2 separate regions of the Homo sapiens genome follow, and region 2 is linked to region 1. A link is an interaction called in ENCODE POLR2A ChIA-PET data of the cell type or tissue named here. Cell type or tissue: OCI-LY7. All regions are shown on one strand. Each heading gives the region's core, and the rest is flanking DNA. Links, peaks and the distances in the headings are about the cores only. Region 1 overlaps P4HB (prolyl 4-hydroxylase subunit beta). Region 2 overlaps ASPSCR1 (ASPSCR1 tether for SLC2A4, UBX domain containing).

Region 1 (15,552 bases), core at 2,388-10,387:
AGTAGATGCTCTTTACCAGGAGACATTCTCTTGATGTCCCCTGAAGGGAAGAGAGTTGCTAAATTAGTCTATTGCCATTGCAAGGTGCCCAGGAAATTAAACCTCTGACTAGAAAAAGCCAGTGAAGTGTTGGATAAAGTTGAAGGAACCAAAGGTCTTTTTAGAGCTTTTATTAAAGAGAAAGTTCCAAGTCTTGTCCTGAAACTTGGGTTCTGGGGCAGACTTTCTCCAGAGCCCACGAAACTCGCGAACCCTGTGTTGTCACACAGCCCACAGCTCCTTCAGTGCCCTGGATGTCTGCAGTGGCCGCTGTGACTCTATGGACAGTTTGGTGATATGTGTCCGCGAAGGCTGGGAGGGTGGTTTCGTTGCTCTTGCCTGCAAAGGCTCACACGTGGCCATCCATGTGGGCTCCCCACAGGTTAACGTTCTGTCTCCATTCTCTGGAGTCCACTAGAGCTGGGCACAGACAAACCCACTTGGGTTTGATGCCAGTTGGTGGGTGGCGCTTTCCTGCCCACTGAAGGTGGCTCAGGTGTCTGTGATGGCGAACGTGGTCGTTGCAGGCAGCTCCGGGCAGAAGCCCGGCCCCCTGTCCGGTGCACGTGGTAGGGGCTGCCCTGGAAGTCAGAGCTCACCCCGCAGCTGAGAGGATGAGTCCAACTTGTTCCTTTTCCACCAGGCTGTTAACCCCCATCCCTCAAAGTGAGTGAGGCCTTCCTGTGTGTGCAGTGGCCACAGTGGGCAGCCTGGCTGAGTCGGGTGCTCTTGTGTGGCCCGCTCTTGCCTGCTCTTCCCTTCCTTCCCTAGCAGGCACTGCAACCCAGGAAAACCTCTGCGGGGGCTGCTGGTCACTGGCACCATGGGTGTGAGAGCTTCTGATATTTCACTTTTTCTTCTCCCCCAGCTGGCAGCACTGGGCCTGTTATTGTTGTTTGAGAAAGGGTCTCGCTCTGTTACCAGGCTGGAGTGCGGTGGCACAATCACACTTCACTGCAGCTTCGACCTCCTGGGCTCAAGCAGTCCTCCCACCCCAGCCTGCTGAGTAGCTGGGACCACAGGTGTGCACCACCGCACCTGGCTATTTTTTAATACTTCTGTGGAAATGGGGTTTCACCGTGTTGCCCAGGCTGGTCTCGAACTTCTGAGCTCAAGCAATCCTCCTGCCTCAGCCTGCCAAAACATTGGGGTTACAGGCGTGAGCCATACCACCCGGCCTGCATTGGGCGTTTCTATGCTGTTTGTCACCGTGGCCTGGCAGGGCTGGCCTCCTGCTGCTGTGCCCTGCTAAGTGGACCAGTTTCCCTTACCGCAGTAGACCGTGATTGAGTGTGGTGTAGCATCTCTGCTGAAACGATGGCAGCCCTGGGACAGCTGCGGCAGTGTCTCCTCCTGGCTTCTTGGCATGAGATGGTGTAGGCGGCGCCTGACACTCTGGAGGGAGTCAGAGACATTGTTCTGCAGGGGTGGGGGGATTTCGTTTGCCTGCAGTTGCGGCCCGGCGTTACTCCTGGGCACAGTGCGAGCCCACCCGTGCCACTGGGAGCACGGCTGTGATCAGCAGCTCATGTTCCAAAGGATTCCCTCCAAGGGCCTCCTGAACTTGGCTTTTCTGCCTCTCCTTACCCGCCTTTGCCCCTCTGGGGAAGAGGTAGCAGGCTTAGAAGCCTCTGCCCCTCGGGTTCGGGCAGGGTGGTTGGTGCTTGTGCCCTGGTTTAACATCAGCTCCTTGGCAGTCAGGCCAGGCCAGGGTGGCCCAGGCACAGCGTGCACAAGAGCAGGGAGTGGCACCTGGTCTCTAAGTTACTCTGCAGACGCATACATGGAAACGGCCAGTAAGAAAGGATGCGTGATTTATTTCCCCAAGTCTCATTTAAGAAGTTTGAGGAGGCCGGGTGCAGGGGCTCATGCCTGTAATCCCAGCACTTTGGGAGGCTGAGGTGGGCGGGTCACGAGGTCAGGAGATCGAGACCATCCTGGCTAACACGGTGAAACCCCGTCTCTACTAAAAATACAAAAAATTAGCCGGGCGTGGTGGCGGGCACCTGTAGTCCCAGCTACTCAGGAGGCTGAGGCAGGAGAATGGCGTGAACTCAGGAGGCGGAGCTTGCAGTGAGCCGAGAAGCACCACTGCACTCCAGCGTAGGCGACAGAGCAAGACTCTGTCTCAAAAAAAAAAAAGGTTCAAGGGGACCAGGCTTGGTGGCTCACACCTGTGATCCCAGCACTTAGGGAGGCCAGGACAAGAGGATTGCTTGAGGCCAGGAGTCTGAGACCAGCCTGGGCAACATAGTAAGACTGTCTCTACAAAAAGTAAAAATAAAATAAATTTTTTTGGCTGGACACGCTGGCTCACGCCTGTAATCTCAGCACTTTGGGAGGCCAAGGCGGGCAGATCACCTGAAGTCAGGAGCTTGAGACCAGCCTGACCAACATGGAGAAACCCCATCTCTAATAAAAATACAAAATTTGCCAGGCGTGTTGGCACATGCCTATAATCCCAGCTACTTGCGAGGCTGAGGCAGGAGAATTACTTGAACCCAAGAGGCGGAGATTGCAATGAGGCAAGATCGAGATCGTGCCATTGCACTCTAGCCAGGGAAACAAGAGCAAAACTCAGTCTCAAAATAGATAAAATAAAATAAAATAAATTAAATAAATAAGTATTTTAAAAAGTAGTTCTGTCCAGGTGCAGTGGCTCACACCTGTAATTCCAGCACTTTGGGAGGCCGAAGCAGGCCGATCACCTGAGGTCGGGAGTTCAAGACCAGCCTGACCAACATGGAGAAAGAAACTCCATCTCTACTAAAAAAACAAAATTAGCCAGGCGTGGTGGCGCGTACCTGTAATCCCAGCTACTTGGGAGGCAGAGGCAGGAGAATTGCTTTAACCCGGGAGGCAGAGGTTGCAGTGAGCCAAGATCCTGCCACTGCACTCTAGCCTGGGCAACAAGAGTGAAACTCCGTCTCAAAAAAAAAATAAAATAGTTTGGGCCGGGCTCAGTGGCTCACACTTATAATCCCAGCACTTTAGGAGGCCGAGGCAAGTGGATCACCTGGGGTCAGGAGTTCAAGACCAGCCTGGCCAACATGGTAAAACCCTGTCTCTACTAAAAATACAAAAATTAGCCAGGCGTGGTGGCGGGTGCCTGTGATCCCAGCTACTCGGGAGGCTGAGGAAAGAGAATTGCTGGAACTCGGGAGGTGGAGGTTGCAGTGAGCCGAGATCATGCCATTGCACTCCAGCCTGGGTGACAATAGCAAAACTCCGTCTCAAAAAATAAAAAAATAAATAAATTTTAAAAATAAATAAAAAAGTAGTTCGGGGGAATGATGGAAGGCTCACCCAAAATTCTCACTTGAAGAGCCTCAGCACAGGGGCGCCTCTCTGAGCCTGAGCCGAGGCCGCATCCTCAGCTGCAGGCTGACCCCTCGTGGTTGGGGCGCCACAGCCTCTCCATCTTGTGGCCTTAGGACTCCCTGAAGCTGCCGTGCATTATTAGGGGTCCCCAGGGCCTTACAGGCACGTGGATTGCGCCTTTCAGGATCTGTTGTATTAGAAACTAGAACTAAGAATGTAAAAAATCGTTTTTTTCTCTCTATTTATTTTTATTTTTTATTTTTTGAGATGAAGTCTTGCTCTGTTGCCAGGCTCGAATGCAGTGGCACGATCTGGGCTCACTGCAACCTCCGCCTCCTGGGTTCAAGCGATTCTCCTGCCTCAGCCTCCCAAGTAGTTGGGATTACAGGCACCCGCCACCACGCCCAGCTAATTTTTGTATTTCTAGTAAAGACGACGTTTTACCATGTTGGATTAGGCTGCTCTGAAACTCCTGGCTTCAGGTGATCCGCCCGCCTCAGCCTCCCAAAGTACTAGGATTACAGGCGTGAGCCACCACGCCTGGCCTGTTTCACTCGTCACCCAGGCTGGAGTGCAGTGGTGCGATCTCACTGCAATGTCTACCTCCCAGACTCAAGCAATCCTCCTGCCTCAGCCTCCCAAGTAGCTGGGATTACAGGCAGGTGCCACCATACCCAACTGATTTTTGTATTTTTGTATTTTTTTTTTTTTTTGAGACAGAGTCTTGCTCTGTTGCCCAGGCTGGAGTGCAGTGGCACGATCTTGGCTCACTGCAACCTCTGCCTCCCGGGTTCAAGTGTTTCTTCTGCCTCAGTCTCCCGAGCAGCTGGGATTACAGGTGTGCACCACCACACCCAGCTAAATTTTTGTATTTTTGGTAGAGTCGAGGTTTCACCATGTTGGCCAGGCTGGTCCCAAACTCGTGAACTCAAGTGATCCACCTGCCTCAGCCTCCCAAACTGCTAGGATTACAGGTGTGAGCCACTGCACCTGGCCTTTTTTTTTTTTTTTTTTTTTTTTTTGAGACAGAGTTTCGCTCTTGTCGCCCAGGCTGGAGTGCAGTGGTGCGATCTCGGCTCACCGCAACCTCCGCCTCCCGGGTCCAAGCGATTCTCCTGCCTCAGCCTCCCAAGTACCTGGGATTACAGGTGCCCGCCACCACGCCCAGCTTATTTTTGTATTTTTAGTAGAGATGGGGTTTTACCGTGTTGGCCAGGCTGGTCTCGAACTCCTGGTCTCAAGCGATCCACCCATCTTGGCCTCCCAAAGTGCTGGGCTTACAGGCCTGAGCCACTGTAGCCAAATTTATTTTAAAAGAATAATAATCCCATTACATGTTATCATAAATCACATCTTTACGGAAACTAGTTTGTCCCAGACAAAAACAATTTAGTGCTGAGTGATGTTTTAGATTCCTCCAGCAGGATTCTCCTCTCCTGCCCTCCTGCTCTTGCGACACCATGCGCCCAGCAGCCTCTGTGGGTCTGTGCCGCAGCACGTGAGAGGGAGAGTGAAAAGGCAGAGGCCAGAGAAGTGTGAGTGTGAAAATAGCTTTGACCAGCCGGGCGCGGTGGCTCACGCCTATAATCCCAGCACTTTGGGAGGCCGAGGCGGGCAGATCACGAGGTAAGGAGATTGAGACCATCCTGGCTAACGTGGTGAAACCCATCTCTACTAAAAATACCAAAAATTAGCCGGTGGTGGCGGGCGCCTATAGTCCCAGCTACTTGGGAGGCTGAGGCAGGAGAATGGCTTGAATCCGGGAGGCGGAGCTTGCAGTGAGTGGAGATCACGCCACTGCACTCCAGCCTGGGAGACACAGCAAGACTCCATCACAAAAAAAAAAAAAAAAAGATCAAGACCTTCGTGGCCAACATGGTAATACCCCATCTCGACTAAAAATACAAAAAAAAATTAGCCAGGCATGGTGGCAGGCGCCTGTAGTCCTAGCTACTCGGGAGGCTAAGGCAGGAAAATCACTTGAACCTGGGAGGCAGAGGTTGCAGTGAGCCAAGATCATGCCACTGCACTCCAGCCTGGGCAACAGAGCGAGACTGTCTCAAAAACAAATAAAAAAGAAAATAGCTTTGACCACATGGGTGCCCTGAAAAGGCTAGGGGCCCTGGGGATGGGCCACACTTCAAGGTTGCTGGAGGACCACGTGCGCCAGGCTTGCATTGTGGATGTGAAGCCAGCTGTTGAATTCACGGGCAGCCATAAGGCCGTGACCAGAGCCAGTCTTACTGTCGAGGAACAGCCATGTCCTGTACCCATTGCTGGACCTGTGGCTCGAAACCCCACGGGAGGGCAGGGCTGCTGGCTGCTGTGACTTCCCACGTCCAGGGAGACCCGGGCCCAGGGGCTGTGCTCCCAGCAGCAATGCTCAGTCAGGGCCCTCTTTCTGTCCACAGTTTGATGAAGGCCGGAACAACTTTGAAGGGGAGGTCACCAAGGAGAACCTGCTGGACTTTATCAAACACAACCAGCTGCCCCTTGTCATCGAGTTCACCGAGCAGGTGCGGCTGCCCTGCAGCCCCCAGGCTGGGGATGGGGAGGAGTGGGTTGGGGGTGGCATGAGGCTCCCGGTCACCACTGCTGTCCAGCGTCTGACATTGGAGGCCATTGGGAGAATCTTCTGCATTAATAGTGTGTGACTCAGACCCAGTAACTTAAGTTTATAACACAGACAGCCCCGAAGATTTTTGGAGGTGAAATCAAGACTCACATCCTGCTGTTCTTGCCCAAGAGTGTGTCTGACTATGACGGCAAACTGAGCAACTTCAAAACAGCAGCCGAGAGCTTCAAGGGCAAGGTGAGCTGCTCTTCTGGGTGGCTCGTGGGGCGGTGCCAGGGAGCAGTACAACTCTTCCCGAGGTGACAAGTGTGGGGCCTTCCTGAGGCTGCCTGCTGGACTGGATCGGGCACCTGATTCAGGACAGCCTGGATGTAGGCGAGGGGCCAGCCAGGCCAGACCTCTGCTCCCAGTCACCTGCTGGTCTGGTTGGGCAACCCCGGAATCCAGGTTGGAGGAAAAAGGCACCGGAGCACGGTCTGCTTCCGAGCAAAGTCAGGGCTGGAGGCAGAGGCCAGCCGTCTCCCGCACCTGTGCAACCTCCTTTTCTCCCCCAGATCCTGTTCATCTTCATCGACAGCGACCACACCGACAACCAGCGCATCCTCGAGTTCTTTGGCCTGAAGAAGGAAGAGTGCCCGGCCGTGCGCCTCATCACCCTGGAGGAGGAGATGACCAAGTACAAGCCCGAATCGGAGGAGCTGACGGCAGAGAGGATCACAGAGTTCTGCCACCGCTTCCTGGAGGGCAAAATCAAGGTGCAGGCGCGTCCCCGGGCCAGGGCTGCCTCCCGGGTAGAGCCGCCACCTTGGGGTCTCTGGGCTCTCAGTGTCCTGGGCTTCGTCCTCAAAGTAAGATCTTCAGAGTAAGAGGACGGAGCCCAAGATGGTGTGAAGACCACCATTCTTGTCACACCTTTGGGGACCTGTAGGAGCCCTCTTGTCCACACGGCTGGCCCAGATGCTCCTCAGGGAAACCTCCTGGCCGGCGAGGGTGCGGCCTGCGTGGGCTCATTGGGCCCAGCCCACTGGCCCAGCCTTCTCTTTCTGGATTCTTGGCACTGTTGGTGTCTGCGGCTGCCACCCTGGTGTGCCCAGGGCAGCCACGCACCTCAGTCCCGGGCAGGGTGAGGGTTGGGGAGCTCTGTGGTCCCCCAGGCATCGCCGCCCCTCACCGTGCCCTGCCTGCCCTCCAGCCCCACCTGATGAGCCAGGAGCTGCCGGAGGACTGGGACAAGCAGCCTGTCAAGGTGCTTGTTGGGAAGAACTTTGAAGACGTGGCTTTTGATGAGAAAAAAAACGTCTTTGTGGAGTTCTGTAAGTGTTGCCCTTTCAGCTCCCCAGGTCCGTGCCACCAGGGCACGCGCAAGGTAGGCAGACTCCTGGGGAAGCGTCTGCCAGTGGCTTTGTGTCCAGGACACACCCTAGAACTGCTTTCTTTTCAGATGCCCCATGGTGTGGTCACTGCAAACAGTTGGCTCCCATTTGGGATAAACTGGGAGAGACGTACAAGGACCATGAGAACATCGTCATCGCCAAGATGGACTCGACTGCCAACGAGGTGGAGGCCGTCAAAGTGCACAGCTTCCCCACACTCAAGTTCTTTCCTGCCAGTGCCGACAGGACGGTGCGCCTTCCCTCCAGACGGGGCTGGGGCGGGCTCTGGGAAGAGCAGTGGTCCCCACGCCAGCCTGGGTGCCTCTCTGGAAGGAGCCTGGGGCTAGTCAGGTGGGAGAAGAGCTGTGGGAGCTCCTTCAGAAGCACCCACCTTTGTTTTTCGAGAGAGATGGGATCTCACTATATTGCCTAGGCTGTTTTTGAACTCCCAATGTGCTGGATTCCGGGTGTGAGCCACCGGACCGGGCCTGCTCTGCCTTTCTCTAGGGAGGAGGAGCCAATGCCAGGAGATTGGCTCTGGGCCGGGACCAGCCCCTGCACTCATCCCTGTCTTCCACAGGTCATTGATTACAACGGGGAACGCACGCTGGATGGTTTTAAGAAATTCCTGGAGAGCGGTGGCCAGGATGGGGCAGGGGATGATGACGTGAGTGGGGTCACAGCCCTGGGCTGGTCTCTGGGATTCAGCCCCTTGGCCCCACGGGACATGCCCACTTGGGCTCGGCTTGTGATGGGAATGGTGCCATTGGAGGCACGTCTGTGCGTCCAGGGCTCTGGGGCCCCACACCTTCGCCCAGCAGGGCAAGGGATGTGCTCCCAGTGCTCTGCTGAAACAGCTCTCCCTGGCCAGCACTTCTTTAGGGGACGACGTTGAAGGCATCTTTAAAAACCAGATTTTGCTTAGAAAACCTTTTCAGACACATGGCACCGGTTCCTCACATGCTGCTAACTTGGACTCAGAGGTCCATCCCCAGCCCGCTGGCGGGGCCCGGGCACAAGGGCGCAGACATGGGTCTGCCCTCGGGAGTTTAGTCCTGCCCGTCAGCGCGTGGCCAGCAGCAGTGGTGACTCTGCCGGGGAAGCAGGAAGGCTGGTGTTGGGAGGATGCGGCAGGGGCGGGGTGCTTGACCATGGTGAAGGAGATGAGGGCATGGTCAGCCCAGGCTGGCAGGGCCTGCTGGGAGTGCTGGTGCACAGTGGGAGGTGGGAATACTCTGCCCAGGCTGGGGATGGAGGGCCGGCCCCTGGTGCTGCCTGTGGCCTGTCATTGGCCAGAGCCCAAGGGTTGGAAGTAGAATGGTCACACCCCAGTGGTGACTGTGCCTGGACTTCATGCTGGGGCTGTTGTCCCTGCCGAGATGTGGACCCTCTGTAGACTCCATGGTGCCAAGCTGGGAGACACACATACGCCTTCCATGCCCAGTGGAAGGGTCCAAGGCTGAGCTGGGATTCCCAGGGTTCCTGACACAGTGGGGGCTCTGATTCATCCTGCTATAGGCAGAAATCCCCCAGGCGTCACTCTTCCTGGGAAGACCCCTGTGTAGCTCGTAAAGACCAGGGTTGGCTGCTCCAGTGGCCGGTGGCCATGTCCGCCGTGGCCGGCTAGTCCCCGGTGTGAGCAGTGTGGGGTGCTGGGGGCCGGCAGCCTCAGCTGTTGCAGCCAACCTGCCCGCCCCGCCCCTTTTCCTGTATCCCAGGATCTCGAGGACCTGGAAGAAGCAGAGGAGCCAGACATGGAGGAAGACGATGATCAGAAAGCTGTGAAAGATGAACTGTAATACGCAAAGCCAGACCCGGGCGCTGCCGAGACCCCTCGGGGGCTGCACACCCAGCAGCAGCGCACGCCTCCGAAGCCTGCGGCCTCGCTTGAAGGAGGGCGTCGCCGGAAACCCAGGGAACCTCTCTGAAGTGACACCTCACCCCTACACACCGTCCGTTCACCCCCGTCTCTTCCTTCTGCTTTTCGGTTTTTGGAAAGGGATCCATCTCCAGGCAGCCCACCCTGGTGGGGCTTGTTTCCTGAAACCATGATGTACTTTTTCATACATGAGTCTGTCCAGAGTGCTTGCTACCGTGTTCGGAGTCTCGCTGCCTCCCTCCCGCGGGAGGTTTCTCCTCTTTTTGAAAATTCCGTCTGTGGGATTTTTAGACATTTTTCGACATCAGGGTATTTGTTCCACCTTGGCCAGGCCTCCTCGGAGAAGCTTGTCCCCCGTGTGGGAGGGACGGAGCCGGACTGGACATGGTCACTCAGTACCGCCTGCAGTGTCGCCATGACTGATCATGGCTCTTGCATTTTTGGGTAAATGGAGACTTCCGGATCCTGTCAGGGTGTCCCCCATGCCTGGAAGAGGAGCTGGTGGCTGCCAGCCCTGGGGCCCGGCACAGGCCTGGGCCTTCCCCTTCCCTCAAGCCAGGGCTCCTCCTCCTGTCGTGGGCTCATTGTGACCACTGGCCTCTCTACAGCACGGCCTGTGGCCTGTTCAAGGCAGAACCACGACCCTTGACTCCCGGGTGGGGAGGTGGCCAAGGATGCTGGAGCTGAATCAGACGCTGACAGTTCTTCAGGCATTTCTATTTCACAATCGAATTGAACACATTGGCCAAATAAAGTTGAAATTTTACCACCTGTCCTTGCCTCGGGTTTATGATCTCACCAAGCCCGGAGAGCTGGGCTGGAATGCGGACGCCAAGGCCATCTGCCAGGCCTTAGTGGGGTTACTGGTGCTGAGAGGCCTCGCCCCTGGGACGAGGTGCAGATGCAGAAACAGGCCCCAGTCTCCCCAGCAGAGCTGTGCAGGCTTGCGATTCCCGGGGAGGATGCCTTCCCTGCCTGTAGGCTGCTTTACCTGGACTCTGATGGGGCTTCTGTGATTCTGGACCCTGGATGTGGACACGGGTGGAGCCACCCAGCCCCATGTGATGCTCAGACTCCTGGTCATTCCCTCCCATCCCCGCCGTGGAGTGACGAGAAATCAGGTGGACTCAGGCTTCAAGGATGGGTGAGAGGAACAGGGGGCCCTGCTTATCACTAACCCTTCACACGATAAAGGGCAGGGCTGGGCGCAGGGACGCGCGCCTGGAATCCCAGTGCTGGGGCAACACGGGGAGACCCCGTCTCTAGGAAAAATTAGAAATTAGCTGGGCATGGTTTGCACCTACAGTCCCAGCTACTCGGGAGGCTGAGGCAGGAGGATCACTTGATCCCAGGAGGTCAACACTGCAGTGAGCGGAGATCGCGCCACTGCACTCCAGCTGGGTGACAGAGCTGTCTCTAAAAATAAGGATCTCCTGGTCTTTAAGTTGTAATTTGGCTTAACCTCAGCACTCCTGTGCTTCACATGCAGAAAAAACACATACACTCGATTTTTTTTGAGACGGAGTCTTGCTCTGTGGCCCAGGCTGGAGTGCAATGGTGCTGTCTTGGCTCACTGCAACCTCCGCCTCCCGGGTTCAAGTGATTCTCCTGCCTGAGCCTCCTGAGTAGCTGGGATTACAGACATCCGCCACCACGCCCGGCTAATTTTTTGTACTTTTAGTAGAGATGGGGTTTCACTGTGTTAGCCAGGATCTGCTGGCTGACCTCGTGATTTGCCCGCGTCGGCCTCCCAAAGTGCTGGGATTATAGGCGTGAGCCACCGCGCCCGGCTGAAAGTCAATTTTTCTGCAGACGGCAAGCCGCGGCCTGTGTGCAGGGCTGGGCGATGGCTCTGCTGAGCCTGGATTTGCTGCTTTTCTGCAGGGGAGGCAACAGGAGCTCTGTGGTGTCTGTGGGTCCCCCTGAGGGCAACGGCAGAGGCCCTGAGGATCCAGCAGGGCTCATGGTGGTCTCAGAGGGCGGTGAGGCAGGAGGAAGGAGCCCAAGGGTGCAGGTGGCAGGTGGGAGTGGGGGTGGAGCTGCAGCTCTAGGGAGGCTGCTCGGCCCTCAGAAGTTCGGATGGAACAAACGACCCTCACCAGGCTGCCTTGAGGAGCCCTGCCTGTGACTCTGTGAGCCCCGCCAACTTCACATCCTGATGTGCTTCCTAGAGTAGGAGCTTCCGCACTGCCGAGATTCCCGGGTGTCCTCCCAGTTCCCGAGCTTGCGGGCTGGCTGCAGCTGCTGGAGCCAGAGACGGCTCTCAAGCCAGACCAGGCCTCGCCGGGGGTGCGGTTCTCCCGTTCTCCCCGCTACCTCCCTTGCCGGCCCCACAGGCCCTCACAAACTCGGCCGCTCCGGCTCCTCCTGCCTCTGCTCCAGGCTGTGGAGTATCCGGCCAGCATGCCGCGAGGACCTGTGTCAACACGTCGCCAGCACCAGCCAGCCCGGTTTGCCCACATGTCCTTGGCCCCACACGGCTCACACCAGCTCGGCAGTCTGGGTGCTGCCGTCTGCCCCGGCCCCCAGCTCTGTGGGTCTTGGAGACAGCCCGTGCTGGGGCTGGTTTCTGGCTAGTTCAGCTCCAGGGCCTCAGCAGGGTTTGTGTGCCATGCCTGGGTCCTGCGACACAGTGAGCCGCGTACTCACGGAAAAGTGGGCAACGGCATCTGGAGGTGCCGTGGGAGGATGTGGGCAGAGGCCCGAGGGCTGTGGCTCCTTGCAGGGTCTCTGAGGGAGGCTGTCCTGAGTCACAGCTAAAGGGGTGGGCTGTATTTGTGCCTGTGCTCCCTGGCCGTGGGATGGGGTGCAGTGACCCTGTGGACCAGCTGTGCGGGGAGCCGGCCCTCTGGAGAGAACGTTGGGACATGGCACAGCTGCCCGCAGCACTGGTGTCATGTGCTCTGGAAAGGGGAGGGAGTCACTGATACCTTTCCCGTTTTGCAGAGGCAGCTGATGAGCACATTCCTGGGCTCGGCTGTGGCTGGGAGGTGGTGGGGCAGTGTCCAAAACCTCTCTGACTGGGCTGCTGGATTAGTGGGGAGACTTTGAAGGCTCTGGGAGGAGGTGGTTAGGGCTTAGCAGCCTGGGACTTCCCAACCCTCTGTCTCTCCAGGTGCCAGGAAGCCACCGGCCTGGAGCCTAAAACAGTGATTGCTGGGTCTATGTACCACACCCCGGGGGGCCTCTGACCTCAGGGAGGGAAGGGCCCTTCTGGCCCTAGGCTGGCCCTCCTGCCAGACTGCAGTGCGACCTGCGCTGACTTTTCCTTTTTTTTTTTTGAGACATAGTCTCACTCTGTTGCCCAGGCTGGAGTCAGCGCTGCGATCTCAGCTCCCTGCAACCTCTGCCTCCTGGGCTCAGGTGATTCTCCTGCCTCAGCCTCCTGAGTAGCTGCGATTACAAGCATGCACCACCATGCCCGGCTAATCTTTGTATTTTCAGTAGAGATGGGGTTTCACCATGTTGGCCAGGCTGGTCTCGAACTCCTGATCTCGGGTGATCCACCCACCTTGGCCTCCCAGAGTACTGGGATTACAGGCGTGAGCCACTGCGCCTGGCCTCAGCTGACTTTACTAACAGGGTCTCCCGGGTGCTTTTGCAGAGCACTGCTGGTTGCATTCACTGGACATTTTTTTTTTTTTGAGACAGGGTCTTGCTCTGTTGCCCAGGCTGGGGTGCAGTGGTGTGACTGTAGCTCACTGCAGCCTCAAACTCCTGGGCTCAAGCAATCTTTTGCACCTCAGCATTCTAAGTAGCTGGGACCATAGGCACCCAGTACCATGCCTGGCTAATTTTTAAATTTTTTGAAGGGAAGGGGGTCTCCCTATGTTGCCCAGGCTGGTCTTCAACTCCTGGCTTCAAGTGATCCTTCTACCTTGGCCTCCCAAAGTGCTGGGATTACAGGCGTGAGCTTCTGAGCCCAGCCAGGCCTCACTGGACTTCTAAAAGTTGGACGGTAGGCCGGGCGCGGTGGCTCACGCCTGTAATCCCAGCACTCTGGGAGGCCGACGCGGGCGGATCACGGGGTCAGGAGATAGAGACCATCCTGGCTAACACAGTGAAACCCCGTCTCTACTAAAAATACAAAAAATTAGCTGGACGTGGTGGCGGGCGCCTGTAGTCCCAGCTACCCCGGAGGCTGAGGCGGGAGAATGGCGTGAACCCGGGAGGCGAAGCTTGCCGTGAGCCCAGATCGCACCACTGCAGTCCAGCCTGGGCGACGGAGCGAGACTCCGTCTCAAAAAAAAATAAAAAAAGTGTGATGGTAAACCTTGTGCATCAGATGTTCTAGTTCGTCCTCCAGAAGGCAGAAACTTAGAGTCATGCAAACTAGGTCAATTTGCAAGTTCATATGGACCAAGAAGAATCAGGGACAAAACTCCATGAAGACAGGTTTGGCTCTGACGTCACGCTGCATGAACAGCACGCTTCGCCCACGGTGGAGCAGGCACGACTGCTGACGGCCGGCTTCTGATGGAACGTTTCAAGGGTGAGGAGCTCCAGGGAGTGTCTATCATGGCGTAGAACACACGGTTCCCACATCCTTATTAGAATAGAAGGCACATAAATACCTTTCAAGGAAATCTGTTGTGACTGGCGAGGCTTCAGGCACCAGTCCCTCGGGTGATCCAGATAGAAACCCCAAAGCCAAAAGCTCTGCACGCTCCCAGCTCACCTCCAGCAGGAGGGACACAGGGGCTTGCTTGGGGTCGCCAAACAGGCTCACCGGGTGGTCTTGCCCCCACCGCGTCTCTAGCCTGAGGCCCGGTCACTCCTGGAAAGGGCGTTCCTTCTCGTCACACTGTTGGTGGCAGCTTCATCCAGCGTGCTTTCATCTGATCCTCTGAGGGGGGAGGGCAGACAGAACTTTCCACAACATGAGAAAAGGCAATCTTCACATCAGAGGAGAGCCTGTCTCCAGTGTACAACGTTTCGTCTCCAGGCTTCACGTAAACAAGCCAGAAAAAACGGCCTGGCTCCTCCCAAGTGACCTGGAATTCCAACTGTCCATACCTTTCCCTGAGTCCCTAGAAATGCAGCCACGCTGGGAGCCGACCCCCCTCAGGGTGTCTGCAGGCCCGGGCCTGGCTAGAGGCTCCAGGGCCACTCCAGTGTGTGACTGGAGAGGTGGTGTACCCGAGGCGAGGGGCCCAGGGGGCAGGGGAGGGGACAGGGGGTGCACCTGGGTACCAACGCAGGTCCAGGAAATTTCGCCAGGCAGGGACCCTCCGTCAGCGCCGCTTCTCCAGCAGCATTTTTCCTTTTACTCTTTTTATTTTATTTTTTAAATTTTTTATTATTATTATTTTTAAGATGGAGTCTTGCTCTGTCGCCCAGGCTGGAGTGCAGTCGCGCGATCTTGGCTCACTGCAACCTCCGCCTCCCGGGTTCAAGAGATTCTACTGCCTCAGCCTCCTGAGTAGCTGGGATTACAGGCGCACGCCGCCACATCCGGCTAATTTTTGTATTTTTAGCAGAGACGGGGGGTTTCTCCATGTTGTCCAGACTGATCTCGAACTCCTGGCCTCACGTGATCCACCCTCCTCGGCCTCCCAAAGTGCTGGGATTACAGGTGTGAGCCACTGCACCCGGCCAGTTTTAAATTTTTTTAAAGCAAAGGAGTCTCACTATGTTGCCCAGGCTGCTTAAACCCCTCGCTTCAACTGACCCTCCAGCCTTGGCTTCCCAAAGTGCTGGGATTACAGGCATGAGCCACTGTGCCCAGCCCTCCCATAGCATTTGGCCAAGGCTTTGCACCTAGAGGTGTCTAATATGTTTGCTGATTTGATTTCGTTGGATGCAGATCAGCCTAATGATGCGAGGCTGTTGGTGGCCCAGCTCTCCTCTGCCCCTGCAAAGAGCTGCTGGCCAGTCTTGGTTCTGTCCTCATTCAGGCCTTTAGTGACCACCTGCAGGGTTTTACCAGCATTATGGGTTGACTCATGTGTCTCCTTAATTAACGTTGAAGTCCTAGCCCTCAAGACCTCAGAATGTGACCGTTGTTTGGAAACAGGATGCTTGCAGATGTCACTGGTTAAGATGAGGCAATACCCAACTATAACTGGTGTCCTTATACAAGGGGGTGATGTGAACAGTGACAAAGGCTGGGAGAACACCATGGAGATGAAGGCCGAGATCGTGGCGATGCTGCTAGGGCCAAGGACACCAGGATTGCTGGCGGCACCAGAAGCTGGGGAGAGGCTTGCGACAGACGCTCCTCAGAGCCTCAGGAGGAACCTGCCCTGCTGAAACCCGGATCCCAGATTTCAGCCTCCAGAGCTCTGGGACGGACCGTCTTTTTTTTTTTTTTTTTTTTGAGACGGAGTCTTGCTCCATCCCCAGGCTGTAGTGCAGTGGTGTGA
Region 2 (15,552 bases), core at 3,552-11,551, 150 kb before region 1:
CACACCTGAGACCTCGACTGCTGTGGGCGACAGGGCCCTGCAGCCACCCAGCATGTGGCTCTGTTATGACTTGTCACGGGAGTCTGGCGGGAGCTGCACTGACCTCAGCAGCGTCATGGCAGGGCAGCCAGTGAGGGCTGACCACGGCTCGGCAGTGGGGCCCACAGGTGGCTGACCAAGGCCCCTGGGGGCTGCCCTTCCAAAGCCACAACCATCCTGCAGCCACTGAGAGCAGCCTGCGCCAGAGCTTTTTATAACAAGATGCCAGGCGCCAGGCGGCCCCCCACAGCCCCAGCGCCTGCATTCCAGAGGGCCGCGAGCACGCCTGGGTTCCCGGGGGAGAGACCCTGGGCCAGGAGCCGCCATGTCCATGAGCGGCCAGGCCAGCCTGTGGCAGGTTGGCATCCTCTGCAGCCTGGTCCAGAGCCTCCCTGGAGGAGCCCCCAGAAGCCACACTGTCTTCCCAGGCGGGCAGAGTACCCCTGATGGGCTCGTACTGAGCCTGACCACCAGACGGGGCCCCAGGACATGCCGTGCTCAGGCGGCCACGTCCAGGGCACAGCCTGGTGGTCACTGGGGGAAATGTGGGCTGCTGCCACGTCCGCATACTGGACAGTGCCAAGGACCCCCAGGCCCACAGCCCACACCAGGGTGCCTCCAGGATGGGGGCCATAGGGGACAGGACCATCAGCATCACGCTGCTAGGGGGCTGTTGACTTCATTTGGAAAACAAAACTGAAAAAATCTCTAATTCCTGTGGATCCACCCTAGATTCCTACCCGTCATCCCAAGGGCCTGGCTCAGGAAGCCTCTGTCTGTCAGACAGACCCAGGGTCCCACACGGGGCCGTGGTAGCAGGGGAGAGCGGCCTCTACGGAAACCTCCCACACCCGCCCTTCACCTGGGCAGAGCAGCCCCGATCCGGAGCAGCCTCGCTGGAGCCTGGGGTCAGGCTGGATAAGCGGCTACCAGAAGGGCCCAGGCCACCTGAGTCACCCCGAGAACATATGGCGTCTGCAGTAGGGCTGCTGGGAAATGTCACTTGGCCACCAAATGACAGAGGGAGATGCCAGGGGACCCTGTGTGTGGAGAAACTTCAAACACCCATCAGCTCAGCTCCGAGCCTTCCCCAGGAGAGACTTTCTGTCCCACAGAGAAGAGGGGCCAGGAAGGGGGAGCCACAGCGGCAGGGCCTGGGGTCTCAGGGCTGCCCCAGCCACACCCAGCCCTGTTGACTGGTGAGCTCTGCCCAGCAGTCTGGCCCGCATTTGTGGCATCAGCGCCGCTCCCGCGCCAGGTGGATTCACAGAGATGCCTTTGGATGGAAAACAGAGGTTGAGGGATGAGACACTGTGAGGGAAAAAAGCGACAGCGAGGGCCCTGCAGGGCAGTCAAGGCCTGGCCCCTGGGGGAATTCCCGTCCCCCCTCCCCAGCCTCCTCGCCGGTGCCAGGAGAAAAGAAACGGGCTGCCTGTGCAGGCCAAAAATGACGTCAACCGGGGGTGAGGCGTCCTGGAGCCTCCAACACAGGGAGGAGGAGCAGGAGGCAAGGAGAGAGACAAGCACCCTCCTTTCTCTTTCCCCTCAATTTCTTATTTTGAAATATTTCAGCCCACAGAAAGATGGGCAGACACAACAGTGAACACCCCTCATGCAGATGTGATCATTCGGCTGCATTCACTTTCCTTCCGCTCTGGGGCAAACATGCATGCACATATGTGCACACACAGACATGCATATACACACACACCTGCATGCACCCAAGCACACGTGCACCCGCAAGGACACACACACACCCCCAAACACGCACGTGCACCCGCAAGGACACGCACACGCCCCCCAAGCATGCACATGCACCCGCAAGGACACACACACACACACACACCTGTGCACATGCAAGGACGCACACACACACACCCGTGCACACACGTGCACCCACAAGGACATGCACACACACCCCAAGCACGCATGTGTACCCGCAAGGACACACACACGCCCCCAAGCACACACGTGCACACGCAAGGACACGCACACGCAAGGACATGCACACAACACCCAAGCATGGACATGCACACAAAAGAAAACCACAGACTGTGCCCCAGGAGCACAGCAGCATCTGCTGAGAGAAGGACTCTTGTCCCAGCTGCCAGCATCACACCAGGGCCCACCGCATGGGGGAGGTGGCTCTCACACACCCACACTGGAAATGTCCCTGCTGTCCCCAAGTACCCGGACGGTTTTCCCACACACACGGTCACGCTGGGGCTGGAGCTGTGCCTCCGCCCCTTCCCACATCCCGACAGGGGCTGTGTCAGCAGGACGCCTCCGTCCGCCGTGGTCTGGCCCCCAATTCTCTGTGCTGAGTGAGGTTCGGGTTGAAGGTTTCAGGGAGGAGGCAACTGGATGCCATACCACTGTCCCTACAAACATCCCCACCTGGAAAGCTCCCAAGCAGACGGAGGGCCAGCGGGGAATGAGGCCCAAACCTCAGCAGTGCAGGGGGCCCCAACCTGGGTCTCAGCCTTGGTGGGGTCCCCCAGGTGTGTGGCCGCCAGGTGTCCCTGGGGGCCTTGCCACGCCTCAGGAAGCTGCTGGGGTCAGTCTCACTCAGCCAACGGGGTGGCTGAGAGCCAGGAGGAGCCTTCCAGAAGCCTGCGTGGGGCTTCCTGTCTCAGATGAGGCCTCTCACGAGACCTGCCGACCCACGGGGCACACAGGCGCTGCAGCAGGAGGAACTGAACCGCAGGGCAGCAAGAGCCGGGGGACCACTGCCCCGCAGGCCTCCGAGACCAAACCCCAGGGCCCAACTGATGCCCACTTCACGCGGCCTCATGTTTCCGCCACCCCGGCGCCCCACCCTGCCACTGAGCAGAGGCCGTGTTCTGCTCTGCCCAGCGGGCCAGGACTGCCCCAGAAGAACCAGCAATATTTCCGGAACACTCGGCACCCCCAGGCCTCCCGCTGCTCCCCAAAGCCCTTGCCACCTCGGAAGCTGCCTGCTCTGGCAGAGGCGAGAGCCCCACGGCTGCCGGGGCATCCAAATGGCAGCTGACCCTCGCCCAGCCACGGATGGCCTCCCCTGAGCCGATGCAAAGAGGCCCAGACCCCCGGCCCCGGGCAGCAGGTCGCAGGTCCATGGGAGCAGCTGGGCTCTTCCAGACAGGTTCAGGAGATGGAGCCCAGAACCTTCTCTGTGCCGCTGATGCCCCCGGACACCAGTGCCTTCACCAGGAGGAGCTCGCCATGCTGAGCCCAGCCTGGTTTCCGCCTCACTGCCTGGGCCCGGCTTCCAAAGGCCCCACACTCCCTTCTTCCCGACCCTGCCCCTCTTGCTGGGCAGAGTCAGAGGTCTCAGAGGACAGGGGTGATGCCGGGGGCACAGCAGGGTCCAGCAGCCGGCACTGCACTTTCACAGGGGCTGTGTGTGCTGAGCTCCCCAGAAGCTCAAAATGCGCCACAGGGTGGGGGTGCCTGTGGCTGCCACATGACACACAAGGAGGCAAGGAGCGTGGAGGGTCCAGCTGGCACCATGAGGGAAAGGTGTGATGGCCTCTCAGGCTCCGAGGGTGGCCGGGCAGCTGTGAAAGACCCGACTCCTCCTGCAGGTGAAGCCCCTGCATGCTTCTGCCCCTTTAGCCCCTTCCTGTCTCCTGCAAACCCAGGCCCCCGGTGGACCCCCAGGTCCCGGCCTCCAGGAGGGCCGCCAAGGACCGGACCACAATGATGCTAACCATTTATCCAGATGCCCCGAAACTGGAAGGGGGCCGGAGAAAGGCCAGAAAGGACGGGCAGGACTAAGGACAGGGACGCTGTCCGGGATGCCGGGGGCAGCCCTGCGGGCGCGCGGCCTCACAGCAGACAGTGCTGGGGCATCCCTGGGCCGCTGAGCTGGGAAACCGAGGGGAGGGAGGCTGGGGGCTGCAGGGTGAGGGCGCCAGGGGCATGCACACAGGCCGGGACACTGCCCAGAGGTCTCCTTTTCTTGACAGTAATTTTCCAGGATGTGATGACACACAGAGGAAAAATGTGAACCCATTCGGAGGTGGCCCCAACCTCAGAGTTTCCAGCGTCTCTGAGGGTTTGTGTTTTTCCCTCCCGGCCTCCCTCCCTCCCACCGTCTCGGCCCGGCCTGCCCCGCCAGGGCTCCGGTGAGAGGGAGTGTGGAGTTTCCCCTGGAGGCTCTGAGCTTCAATGAATCACTACGCCAGACACGGGCCAAACCTCCCGAGTTACTCAGCGCCCCGGCCACCCTCGGAGGCAGGCGGCGGAGCACGTGGACGCCATCAAAGGCCTGGGACGTGCACAGCAGGAGAGGCTGTGCCAGGGCGTGGGCGCGGGCTCTGTGGGGAGACCGCTGCGACCGGCGTGGACAGGCATGCACAAAGGACGCAGGCGGGACTGCCTCTGAAGACACCACAAACTCCATGCCCAAATTTTACATCCAAAGCACGGGGAACACCCTCAGCACAACATCCCTCCTGCACCAGGCAGAGGCATCAGGCCTCGAATCCCACCCAGAGGAGACGGCGCCGCCCCCAGGCTGAGCACAGCATCCGCACCGATGCTCATGGCCCGGGCCTGCCAGCGAGTGGCCACATGGCTGGGGAGAGGCCAACAAGGAAGGCCCAAAGCAGAGATGTTTCTGTTTTGAGACAGCGTCTCGCTCTGTTGCCCAGGCTGGAGTGCAGCAGTGCAATCTCAGCTCACTGCAGTCTTGATCTCTCAGGCTCAGGCAATCCTCCCGTCTCAGCCTCCCAAGTAGCTGGGGCTACAGGCACACACCATCACGCCCTACTAATTTTTAAATTTCCTTTGTAGAGATGGGGTCTCGTTATGTTGCCCAGGCTGGTCTAAAACCCCTAGGCTCAAGAGATCCTCCCAGCTCGGTCTCCCGAAGTGCTGTGATTATAGGTGCGAGCCACTGTACCCAGCCAAGAAAAGTTATTTTAGGCTGGGCACGGTGGCTCACGCCTGTAATGCCAGCTCTTTCGGAGGCCAAGGCCGGCAGACCACCTAAGGTCAGGAGTTCAAGAGCAGCCTGTCAACATGATGAAAACTCCATCTCTACTAAACGGGCACCTGTAATCCCAGCTATTCAGGAGGCTGAGACACGAAAATCGCTTGAACCCAGGAGGTGGAGGTTGCAGTGAGCAGAGATCGCACCACCACACTCCAGGCTAGGCAACATAGACAGACCCTGTCTCGAAAAAAAAAAAGTTATTTTAAAAAGATGAAAACAGGCCGGGCGCGGTGGCTCACGCCTGTAATCCTAACAATTTGGGAGGCCAAAGCAGGCAGATCACCTGAGGTCAGGAATTTGAGATCAGCCTGACAAACATGGTAAAACCCCATCTCTACTAAAAATACAAAAATTAGCCGGGCATGGTGGCAGGCGCCTCTTAGCTACTCAGGAGGCTGAGGCAGCAGAATCACTTGAACCCGGGAGGTGGAGGTTGCAGTGAGCTGAGATCATGCCACCGCACTCCAGCCTGGGCAACAGAGTGAGACTCTGTCTCAAAAAATAAAAATAAAAATAAAAATAGGCTGGGCACAGAGGCTCACACCTGTAATCCCAGCACTTTGGGAGGCCGATGCAAGTGGATCACCTGAGGTCAGGAGTGCGAGACCAGCCTGACCAACATGGCAAAACCCCTTCTCTACAAAGAACACAGAAATTACAGGTGGCAGACACCTGTAATCAATCCCAGCTACTCGGGAGGCTGAGGCAGAAAAATTACTTGAACTGGGAGGGGAAGGTTGCAGTGAGCCGAGATCGTGCCATTGTACTCCAGCCTGGGTGACAGCGCGAGACTGTCTCAAAAAAATAAATAAAATAAAATAAAATGAAAATGAAAAGATGAAAATATAAAGCATGAGGTACTCATAAGAAAAAAAAATCACTTTTTAATTTTAAAAAGAAAAATACTTTAGAAGATGAAAAGAGGCCAGGTGCAGTGGCTCACACCTGCAGTCCCAGCTACTCGGGAGGCTGAGATGGAAGGTCATGACTGCTGTGAGCCGTAATTGTGCCCCTGCACTCCTGCCTGGGCAAGAGAGCGAGACTGTGTCTCAAAAAAAAAAAAAAAAAAAAAAGGAAAAAGAAAAAAAAAAGAAAAGAAAAATAAGAACAGGATTCAGGACTGCTGCAGCCTGGGCTGACCATGAGCCCGTCTGGAGCTGGGCACGTTACGGTGTGGCAGGCGTGTGTCACTGTGGATAAAGCGCACCAACACCCCCGGACAGGCAGGAAAAGCAGTTTGGTGAGGGGGGTCATCCGCAGGGCAGAGTCTGGAGGCTGCTCCTGGGGGAGCCCGGGAAGGGCTGACGGGGCCCCTGACCTGAGTTCCTGGAACAATCCCAACCAGGGGATCTTGGGCCCAACGGGGAGGAGAGTCCAGGCCAGAAGGGGCCAGTGGGGTCTGCGCCCTGCAGCAGCCGACTCGCCCAGTACGGAGCCCCACACTCCCAGTTCTCCCCACAGCCCCAGTGGCGAGCATCCACCCCCTACCCCCCGGGGTTCCTCACCAAAACACAAGCGCCTGTCAGTCACCAGGCTTCTAAACAGCCGGGACTCAGCCAGCCACCTGCAAAGTCGCTGAGCCATCTGCCAGCCACGCTTGGTGGCCATTCCAATCAAGGCCACAGGCTGTGCCCCTAGGGACAGCCTCAGAGCCCAGGGTTGTCCTCAGACACCCATGAGGCATAGCAGGGACCTGGGCCACCCTGGCCACTGACTGTGCTGGCCGCAGGGATGGGAGTCTGCACCGCGTCGGATGTGGGGGCTCCTGTCTAGCCCGGCGTCAGGGTCCAGGGGCAGGAGCCCCTGGCCCAATACCTACTGCCCAGGGTCAACAGCACCTGCCCTGCCAGGCACACGGGGGTCCCAGGCAGGGTGTATTCACCACGCCCAGTGCATGACCCGCTCCAGGCCCAGCCTCCTCCCCGCTGGTTTACCCCCAAAACCCTGGGACAGGCTCCTCCCCGCCCCACGAGTCCCACACCGGCTGTCAGCCACAGAGGGCCGGGTGTGAGCAGGGGTGCTGAGGAAACCCCAGGCCCCGGCTCCAGGAGCAAGGTTCACCCCCGAGGCGGGAGGGGCAGGCAGGGCAGCAGCCGCCAGCCCGTGCGGGCAGACCCAGCCTTTGATCAGGAGCGGCCCTCGTGCCAGCTGCCGGGAGGCCGAGTTGTGGGGGGCGTCTGCTGGGACTGGCGTCCCAGCCCAGCACAGGGCTGCAGGGCAGCCTCCCAGCCAGTGGAGGCACTTCAAAGACAGGGCCAGGGGGCGCCGGGCAGCCCCAGCCTCTCCCAGCGCCCGGTTCTGATCGCCAGTAAAACTACCTTCTAATAATTAATGCCTGACATCAAAGGCAGGAACCGCCCGGGTCTGTGAACCACCCCGGGTCTCGGCCGAGGACCTGCCTGTATTTTATCCTGTCTCTTCCTTCTGACTCTTTATTTAAGTCCAAAAACCACACACAGGCAAAACATTAATGGGAAACTTGGAAACTCTTTTTGCTTACTAAAGTGTACCTTTGAAGTTCCCCAAAAAAGTTCTGTTTTGTTCCCTTCTCCCCTCCCCCCATCACTGAAAGGGACCCAGCAGCGGCATGTGGCCCCGGGCCCTCTGCGTGTGCGGCTGGCGGCGATGGGAGGCGCGGGGCAGGCAGGACGCCCTCCATCAATCAGCTGCCCAAGTCCCAGATCAAAGGCCCTCAGCACGCCATGCAGGCCAGGCACACGCTCCCTCCCCTGGACCCCTCCTGCCAGCCAAGACCCCACCCCAACAGCGCCTCCCGACGGGCGAGCACGGGCGGGCACTACTCTGGGCTGCGAGCCCCATGCTCCACGCCCCACGCTCTGCAGACAAGACCCGCCCTGGTCACGGAGGGAAGGGGCTGAGGCCCACGCCTCTAGAATGGGGGAACATGACAGCCACTGTGTCTCTCACACTGAGGGGTCCCCACAAGAGCAGGCCTAGAGGGGGTCAGCCCCTGCTCACCCGGAGCACACGGGTCGAGGGGCACGAGCGCTTCATGGGGACTCAGGTGTCACAGTGCAGAGTTTGGCAGAGTTCCCAGAGGGAGGATGGGGTGCCAACACCATCATAGTCCTAGAATGGACCCAACACCCTCACTCCCCACTCCCTTGTCCACTCAACAGGAACAGTCCCAGGACAGCCAGGGGGACAGAAAACAGAGGGGCTGGACCCTGACGCCGGGCTAGATGGGAGCCCCCACATCCAACACGGTGCAGACGCCCGGCCTCTGCCCTCCCAGGTGTGTGGCCGGGAGGCAAGAGGGAGGCATGAGGTTGCTTCACTCAGAAGTGGCCAGAGGAGGAGGAAGCAAACTCCTGACCTCACCTGAGTTCCGGGACACGTAGCACGAGTGCCCAGGGGACAGCCGAGGCCGGGGCCATGTGCACAGAGCCCTCCTGGCCACTTCTTGTTTTCTTTTTTTTTTTTTTTTTTGAGATGGAGTTTCACTCTGTCACCCGGGCTGGAGTGCAGTGGCACGATCTCGGCTCACTGCAACCTCCGCCTCCCGGGTTCAAGAGATTCTCCTGCCTCAGTCTCCCGAGTAGCTGGGATTACAGGCACCTGCCACCACACCCAGCTAATTTTTGTATTTTTGGTAGAGACAGGGTTTTGCCATGTTGTCCAGGCTGGTCTCAAACTCCTGACCTCAGGTGATCTGCCCACCTCGGTCTCCCAAACTGCTGGGATTACAGGTGTGAGCCACCATGCCACAGGCCCAGACACAAATATTTTAAATGTCCACAGGAGATGGAGGCATGGGGGCCTTCCAGGCCCACTACGTCAGCAGGAGCTCAAGAAGCTCTGACCTGGCCCCTGGGCTGTGGCTGGCAGCTGGCAGCCTGGCCCTCAGGGGACACAGGGGCTGGGAAACAGCCTCCTCCCATCCCTGTCACCGAAAGCCGCATGACAGTCCCCCAGTCTGCCTCTTTTGGCACAAAACCCATAAATGCCACGAACACCTTAGTTCTGCAGGTGAGGAAGCTGAGGAAGTCAGGTTTCAGCAGCCCAGGTGCAGGGCTCTGATGCGGGGTCAGGACAGGGACAAAGGAAAAGTCAGCCACAGGGCCAGGGACCCCACAGACACGAGGTCCCCACGGTTGGGGGGAGGCGTGAGGGAGAGGGTCAGGCCACAGCCACACACAGGCATGCTCGGAGGTCAGCACCTGGCCGCCTGCCTGCATGCACTCCCCGCCAAGGGCCCAGTGCCCCAGTGGTGGGTGTAGTCTGCAGTGAGCAGTGGCCATAACCTTCGGAGAACTTCCAGAACCCAGAAAAGAGGGGCCACTGCCCAGCTCCCTTGTGAGCCAGGTGAAATTCGATTCCCAAACTGGATGAAGACAGAGCAAGGAAAAAAAGTCTGTCTCACTTATGAACACACATGCACAAGCCAATAAAATAAAGCATACGGTCATCTCCATTGATGCTGAAAACACTGAAACGGTTCAACACCCACTTAAGATTTTTTTAAATGTCAGAAAGTTAGGAATAGTAACTTTCTCTGCTTGATAAAGGCTTTTTATAGCACACATCATCCTTGGCAGAGAAATGACTAGTAATTCCTGTTACGATCAAGACAAGGAAGGATGTCTACTAAGATCGCCACGATCCAAAAGCACCAGAGGCCCATTCGCTGCAACACAGGAAGAAAAACGATGAGAGGACAAAGGGAAAGGTCTGCAGAGGCCCCGACAGAAACCAAGACGCCACTAGAACTAGCAAGGAGTCAGCCAGTCAAAGATGTAACAGGAAGCATGATACTATCCACAATATTATAAAAAGTAACTTTCAGGCCTGGTGAGGTGGCTCACAATTGTAATCCCAGCATTTTGGGTGGCTGAGATAAGAAGATCGCTTGAGCCCAGGAATTCGAGACCAGCCTGGGCAACAGAGAGAGACCTCGTCTTTATGAAAAATAAAAATAAAAATAAATTAGGCTGGGCGCGGTGGCTCAAGCCTGTAATCCCAGCACTTTGGGAGGCTGAGGCGGGCGGATCACCTGAGGTCAGGAGTTCGAGACCAGCCTGGCCAACATGGTGAAACCCCGTCTCTACTAAAAATACAAAAATTAGCTGGGCGTGGTGGCACACGCCTGTAGTCCCAGCTACTTGGGAGGCTGAGGCAGGAGAATCGCTTGAACCCGGGAGGTGGAGGTTACAGTGAGCCGAAAGTGCGCCACCACACTCCAGCCTGGGCGACAGAAGCAAAACTCCATCTCAAAAAAAAAAAAAAAGTGGGTGCCTCAGTAAAGGTGGTTTAAAACCAGAAAAAAGAGCTGGGCGCGGTGGCTCACGCCTGTAATCCCAGCACTTTGGGAGGCCGAGGTGGGTGGATCACAAGGTCAAGAGATTGAGACCATCCTGGACAACATGGTAAAACCCTGTCTCTACTAAAAATACAAAAAAATTAGCTGGGCTTGGTGGTGCGCGCTTGTAGTCCCAGCTACTCGGGAGGCTGAGGCAGGAGTAATCACTTGAACTTGGGTGGCAGAGGCTGCAGTGAGCCGAGATCGCGCCACTGTACGCCCACCTAGGGACACAGTGAGACTCTGTCTCAAAAAAAAAAAAAAAAAAACCCAGAAAAAAAAAAATCATTTGCCTGAGAAGCTAAGAACAAGCCCAGTGACCCTGCTCAGGTAGGAGGTGGGGCTTGATTCCAGACCAGATTGAAGACTGGCTGATGCGTTCACCAGCTCCCCCTTCCCTGGCCATAACCCGGAAGTTACCACCCCTTTTCTAGAGATTTCTGAATGCCCCACCCCTTAACGTGCATGTAGTTGAGTGGATGTAAATGTGACCACGGCCATGCCCTGAGCTGCTGCCCTCCATGCACCACCCCAGGGCGGCCCTGCTCTGTGCCACACATCACGGAGCCAACACGGAGCTGACACAGTTGCCGCCTTGTCATGGAGCCAACACGGCCTCATCCCGGAGCCCACACGGCCTCATCCCGGAGCGGACACGGCCTCATCCCGGAGCAGACACAGCCACCGTCTCAGTAAAGCTACTTTCTCTACCACCTGCTTACCCCTAAATTCCTTCCTGGGCGAAGTCAGAAGGCTCCTGTCCAGAGCCCCGCGTTTGGGTTCCTCTGCGCGTTTGGGTTCCTCTGCCCGCATCACGGCCACGCCACCAGGCTGACCAGCTAAAGCCACGCAGGGCTACACATCAGGAGAAAGGACACCCCCAAGTCCCAAGGCCTAGAGCCCCTTTTACCCGCTCCCGCTCCTGCTCCTGCTGGGGATCCCGCTCCCGCTCCTGCTCCTGCTCCTGCTGGGGATCCTGGCCCGACTTGGACTTCTTTGGCTTGGAGGGGCCTCCAGGGCTGGAGAGGGACTTCGGCAACTTAGCTGAAGATGATGTCAGAGGCCTCGTGGGCCCAGGAGGGCCCCCCAGTCTCTGTCCCCCACCCGAGAAAGGAACAAAGGGGGCAGCTGCGGGTGCCCTTGTGCTCTGCTTCTCCTGAGTGTGCTCGCAGCAGGGCCCTGAGGTGTCCGCGTCCTCCGGACGGCTCAAGTCGCCGCGGCTGAGCTCCCCAGATTCCAAGGGAAGTGGAGCGCTGGCGGCTGCCTGGCCAGCCGACGCTGACGAGCCCAGGCTTCCTGGGGTCTTGCCCACGGGGTCGTAGCACTTCATGACAAACCTGAGTGGGGCCAGAGGACAAGGGAAGCACCTTGTGGTGCCTACCCCCGGCTCACCCTCTCCCGGCCCAGGCTCACCCTCTCCCGCCCCCGGCTCACCCTCTCCCGCCCCCGGTTCACCCTCTCCTGCCCCATGCGCCCTCCCAAGATCCACCGCCCCTCTGGGGGACACAGAGATGAGGTCGGGGCAGCCCAGCCCCCACGCCCACAGGCAGGCAGAGGCCACCAGGCGCTCTCCATGATGAGGGCCTGGGTACACCTACTCCCCACTTGCCACGTGTCCTTTCTCCTTTCCTTTGAGACCACTTTTTTTTTTAGCTAAATAGACTCCTCGGCCCCAGCAGCACTGCCCTTACCTGATGGTGGCGCTGCCCCCGGTCAGGCCCAGCGACTGCAGCGTCGTGCCCCGCAGGGCAGCTTCACCCGTCACCTGCAGGAGGAGCAGCCAGGACAGGTGCGCCTTGCACCGGGACCCCAGAGCCCAGGGAAGCCCTCCGGGCACCGGCACCACCAGGACCACAGGCCACGTGCCCTCTCTGGCCTCCATCCTACCCACCCCCCACATCTGGCCCCTGCCGGTCCACACCCTCCACAAGGCCCAGCTTGAGTCTGGTCTGCAGCCGGGGCAGGACCTGCTGCCCATGCCTGACCGTGTCTCCCCCAGCCTGGTCTCCGCAGCTGGGACCCAAGCTCACTGAGGCCTGGGCTGGCAGAGCTGGGCTGCAAGGAGGAAGCCCTGGTGCCAGGACCCACTGCCCGGAGCGAGAGAGGCAGGAACGTGCTGTCACCCACGGGGGTGGCCATTCCTGGTGCTCAGCTCGGGGTGGGCAGGGATCGGGCCTGGCTGGCCACGTCCCATACGCTAACTCTGACCTGTGAGGAAGGGGTGGAGAAGCTGCCTCTAGCGAGGGCACAGTCAATGGCCCAGCACAAAAGCCAAAGGGTGTAAGGGTCCCTGAGGGCCACAGCCTCAGGACAGTGCTGGGCCTGGGTCCTGAGCCCCGTGGCTCATCCCCTCAAGGGAGGACGTAGACCTGAACCTCCCCGTCACAGCCCCAGCCAGGGAGCTTCCAAATGGGGATAAATGCGGGGAATGTCCTGGCCCCCCAGGGCCCCTCCGGGCCAGTGCCCCCCCACCCCAGCAAAGGGCACTCAGCCAGCGTGGAAACAAAAGGCCCCTGTGAGGCCAGGGACGAGCGCTAGGAGGGTCCCGCCACGGCGGGCTTTGCTTGCGCCACGCCACACTCGGTTTTGAAAATGATCAAAACACCGAGCAAAGCAAATATTTATTAAATGAAACCACTTTTGTGACTCTTGGGCTTTGAGAGAAGCTGAAAAAACAAACAGGGCGCCGAGGGAGGTTTCGGGGCAGCCCGGGCTCCGAGGGCCGGCCACTCCCTCTTTTTCCATGAAACACGTCGTGCTTTCAAGAGCCCGAGTCTCCCGCCACTGCCCTGGAGACGGCTGCGGGACAGCAGATTTTCCAGTTGGAAAGTGGGCTGAAAGTGAGCGGGGACTGGGTGAGCAAGAGCAGGCCGCCTACCTCATCCCTCGTGTACACGCAGACTGGGGTGGCCCCGCCGGGGTGCTGCAGGCACTCCCTGGGAGGAGAGGAAAGAAACCATCAGGTACCCCAGGGCAGCTCAACCAGTGCCACGGAGGCCCTGGGGCAGGAGACTCGGAAAGCAAAGGTGTGGGGCCCTCACCCAGCACCCACCCAGGACAGCGTCCCAGGCCCAGGCCCAGGCCACAGACCTCAGCCCCACTGCGCCCCACAACCACCAAAAGGAGGCACCTGACAGCCGGGGGCGCTCCCAAGGACCCTGGCCTGTGGTGCGTGGCCTGGGGGCTCCCCCCGAGACCTCCAGTCTCGGGGCCGCTGGCAGGACGTGGAGCTGCCGGCAGGGCCCAGGGACCGCACAGGAGGGGCGAGCAGCACTGGCTCCGGAATGCGGCTCACGGACACCTGTACTCAGGAGCCTGAGAGTCAGGGTACCGACGTCTGGGCTTTCATCTTAAGCCGCCCACTAAGAGGAGGTGCCCCTGTCTCCACCGCCTGATGTCCTCCTTCAAAGCCGACGCCTGATGTCACCGAAGCATGGAGGGAGGGGCGCTGCACTCCGCTCACGCCCGCTTGCCTGTGGCCGGGGAGGCCGTGCTTATAAGTCCATGTCGGACTCTGCCACCAGTGTCTTTCTGAGCCTCGCCCCGCAGGAGGCACAGCTGGACCCGTGCATGGGTGGGCAGGTATATGCAGCACGCCTCCCACACATGCCTGATGTGCATGGCAGCCCGGGAGACGGGCACATGCCGTCACATCCAGCCCCAGAGCATGTGAACTGCTGGTGGCACCTGCTGCATGAGGCGGGCTTGCCTCTGCGTTTCCAACTCCCCACCGTGAAATCCTCCCCACTGAGAAAAACAAAAGCCCTTCTCAGGCCTTCCTTGCAGATGCCCCTCATCAGTCCCTCTCCAGGGAGGGGAATCCGAGAGGAGGGGGCAGATGGCCAGAGCCTAGGCAAAGGGGAGGCCAGGGCCGGCCTCAGGTCATGCAGGTGCCCTGCCAGGCCCTATGGCCAGTGTGCCTTGCAAGGGCTCAGGTGGGACAGGAAGACACAGGCTGAGCTGGTGACCAGAACACAGGGGATAAAGATTAGGTAACAGCTGGGCTGGAAACTGCTTGCAGCAACCCTCCGGGATGGGGGGTACTGGGAGGGTCAGAGGGCAGGGTGCTGCAGTGTCCAGGTCGAGACATACGTGCACATCCATGCACAGAGCGGGATGCTGGGACAGGAACTCTCGGCCTCCGCCTGAACCCACCTGTGTGCTTACAGGGCCGCAGGGGTCCACTGTGCACTCACCGTGCCCCGACCCTGGGATCTGCTGACCTACTTGAAAGAGCAGGACTCAGCCGGGCGCGGTGGCTCACGCCTGTAATCCCAGCACTTTGGGAGGCCGAGATGGGCGGATCACGAGGTCAGGAGATCGAGACCATCCTGGCTAACACAATGAAACCCCGTCTCTACTAAAAATACAAAAAATTAGCCAGGCGTGGTGGCGGGCGCCTGTGGTCCCAGCTACTCGGGAGGCTGAGGCAGGAGAATGGCGTGAACCCAGGAGGTGGAGCTTGCAGTGAGCCGAGATCGCGCCACTGCACTCCAGCCTGGGCGACAGAGCGAGACTCCGTCTCAAACACAAACAAAACAAAACAAAACAAAAAAAAGGGCAGGACTTGCCTCCCTGAAATGAGAACAGACCAAGCAGAAAAGCCCAAGGTGCCACACCCAGGACAGGCCCAGCCCCGACACCTGGGGACTCGGCCACGTGTGTGGGTTTGACGTGTTTTCTTTTGTTTCGTGGCCTTTATTTTTCACGTCCTCAATCCTGGGGGAGGGGCATCCCTTTCCCACCCAGGCCCCGACTCTGACAGCCTGGTCTGGCTGCAGAGGCCCCACAGGGTCGTGGACTTAGCCCCATGGTCTCCCTGGGTCCACTGCCTACAGGGGAGCCCCTTCCCCAAGGGCCTCTAGCCTGTGGAGCACGTGCGCACCACACACACGGCGGGTGTCCTCTGCGCACAGGCTGGGACACACTCCCTAAGCTCCCGTCCCACAGAGCAGCCAACAAAGGGCCTTGGATTTGCCTTCCCTCCAAATGGCTGGAGACTCGGCCCAGAGGCCCCGAGACGCAGGGCTCAGGAAAACACAAGGCCTCAAAATGCGCCGGAGCAGAACCCGGACAGAGGCAGAGAGAGGCCTCAAGGAAGCACAGCCCCCAGGGCCAGGAAGGGGGACAGGGAGGGCCCAGGGTCCCCGCTCCCCAGCATGACACAGATGGCCAGGGGTCCGGAGATGGTCATGAGGCCACTTCTCTACGG

What was found. ChIA-PET counts read pairs that join two places held together with the same protein. Peaks named below come from ENCODE experiments on the same cell type or tissue, not always from the same donor. Only the 100,000 strongest peaks of a DNase experiment are listed, where the experiment ranks them.
Region 2: POLR2A ChIA-PET joins it to region 1 with 11 read pairs; 3 of 35 experiments call an interaction of 5 or more read pairs at or near these places.

Annotation. Positions count from the first base shown.
Region 1 is chr17:81,837,567-81,853,118 of GRCh38, reverse strand. It overlaps P4HB (prolyl 4-hydroxylase subunit beta), which reads left to right. Exons shown (of 11, transcript NM_000918.4): 5 at 5,772-5,876; 6 at 6,047-6,172; 7 at 6,490-6,690; 8 at 7,128-7,248; 9 at 7,377-7,558; 10 at 7,889-7,975; 11 at 9,027-9,953. The coding sequence ends at 9,107. Among named protein-coding and RNA genes, the nearest start is that of PPP1R27, 10 kb to the right of the region's middle. In OCI-LY7, for the core only: no CTCF peak of the experiment used is centred there; no DNase peak of the experiment used is centred there.
Region 2 is chr17:81,992,545-82,008,096 of GRCh38, reverse strand. ASPSCR1 (ASPSCR1 tether for SLC2A4, UBX domain containing) reads right to left here. Exons shown (of 16, transcript NM_024083.4): 5 at 13,219-13,276; 6 at 12,032-12,105; 7 at 11,251-11,677. Among named protein-coding and RNA genes, the nearest start is that of CENPX, 23 kb to the left of the region's middle. RefSeq lists enhancers at 2,079-2,585, 3,375-3,896, 3,897-4,418, 4,419-4,940, 6,389-7,036 and 1 more. In OCI-LY7, for the core only: no CTCF peak of the experiment used is centred there; a DNase peak (open chromatin) is centred at 6,616.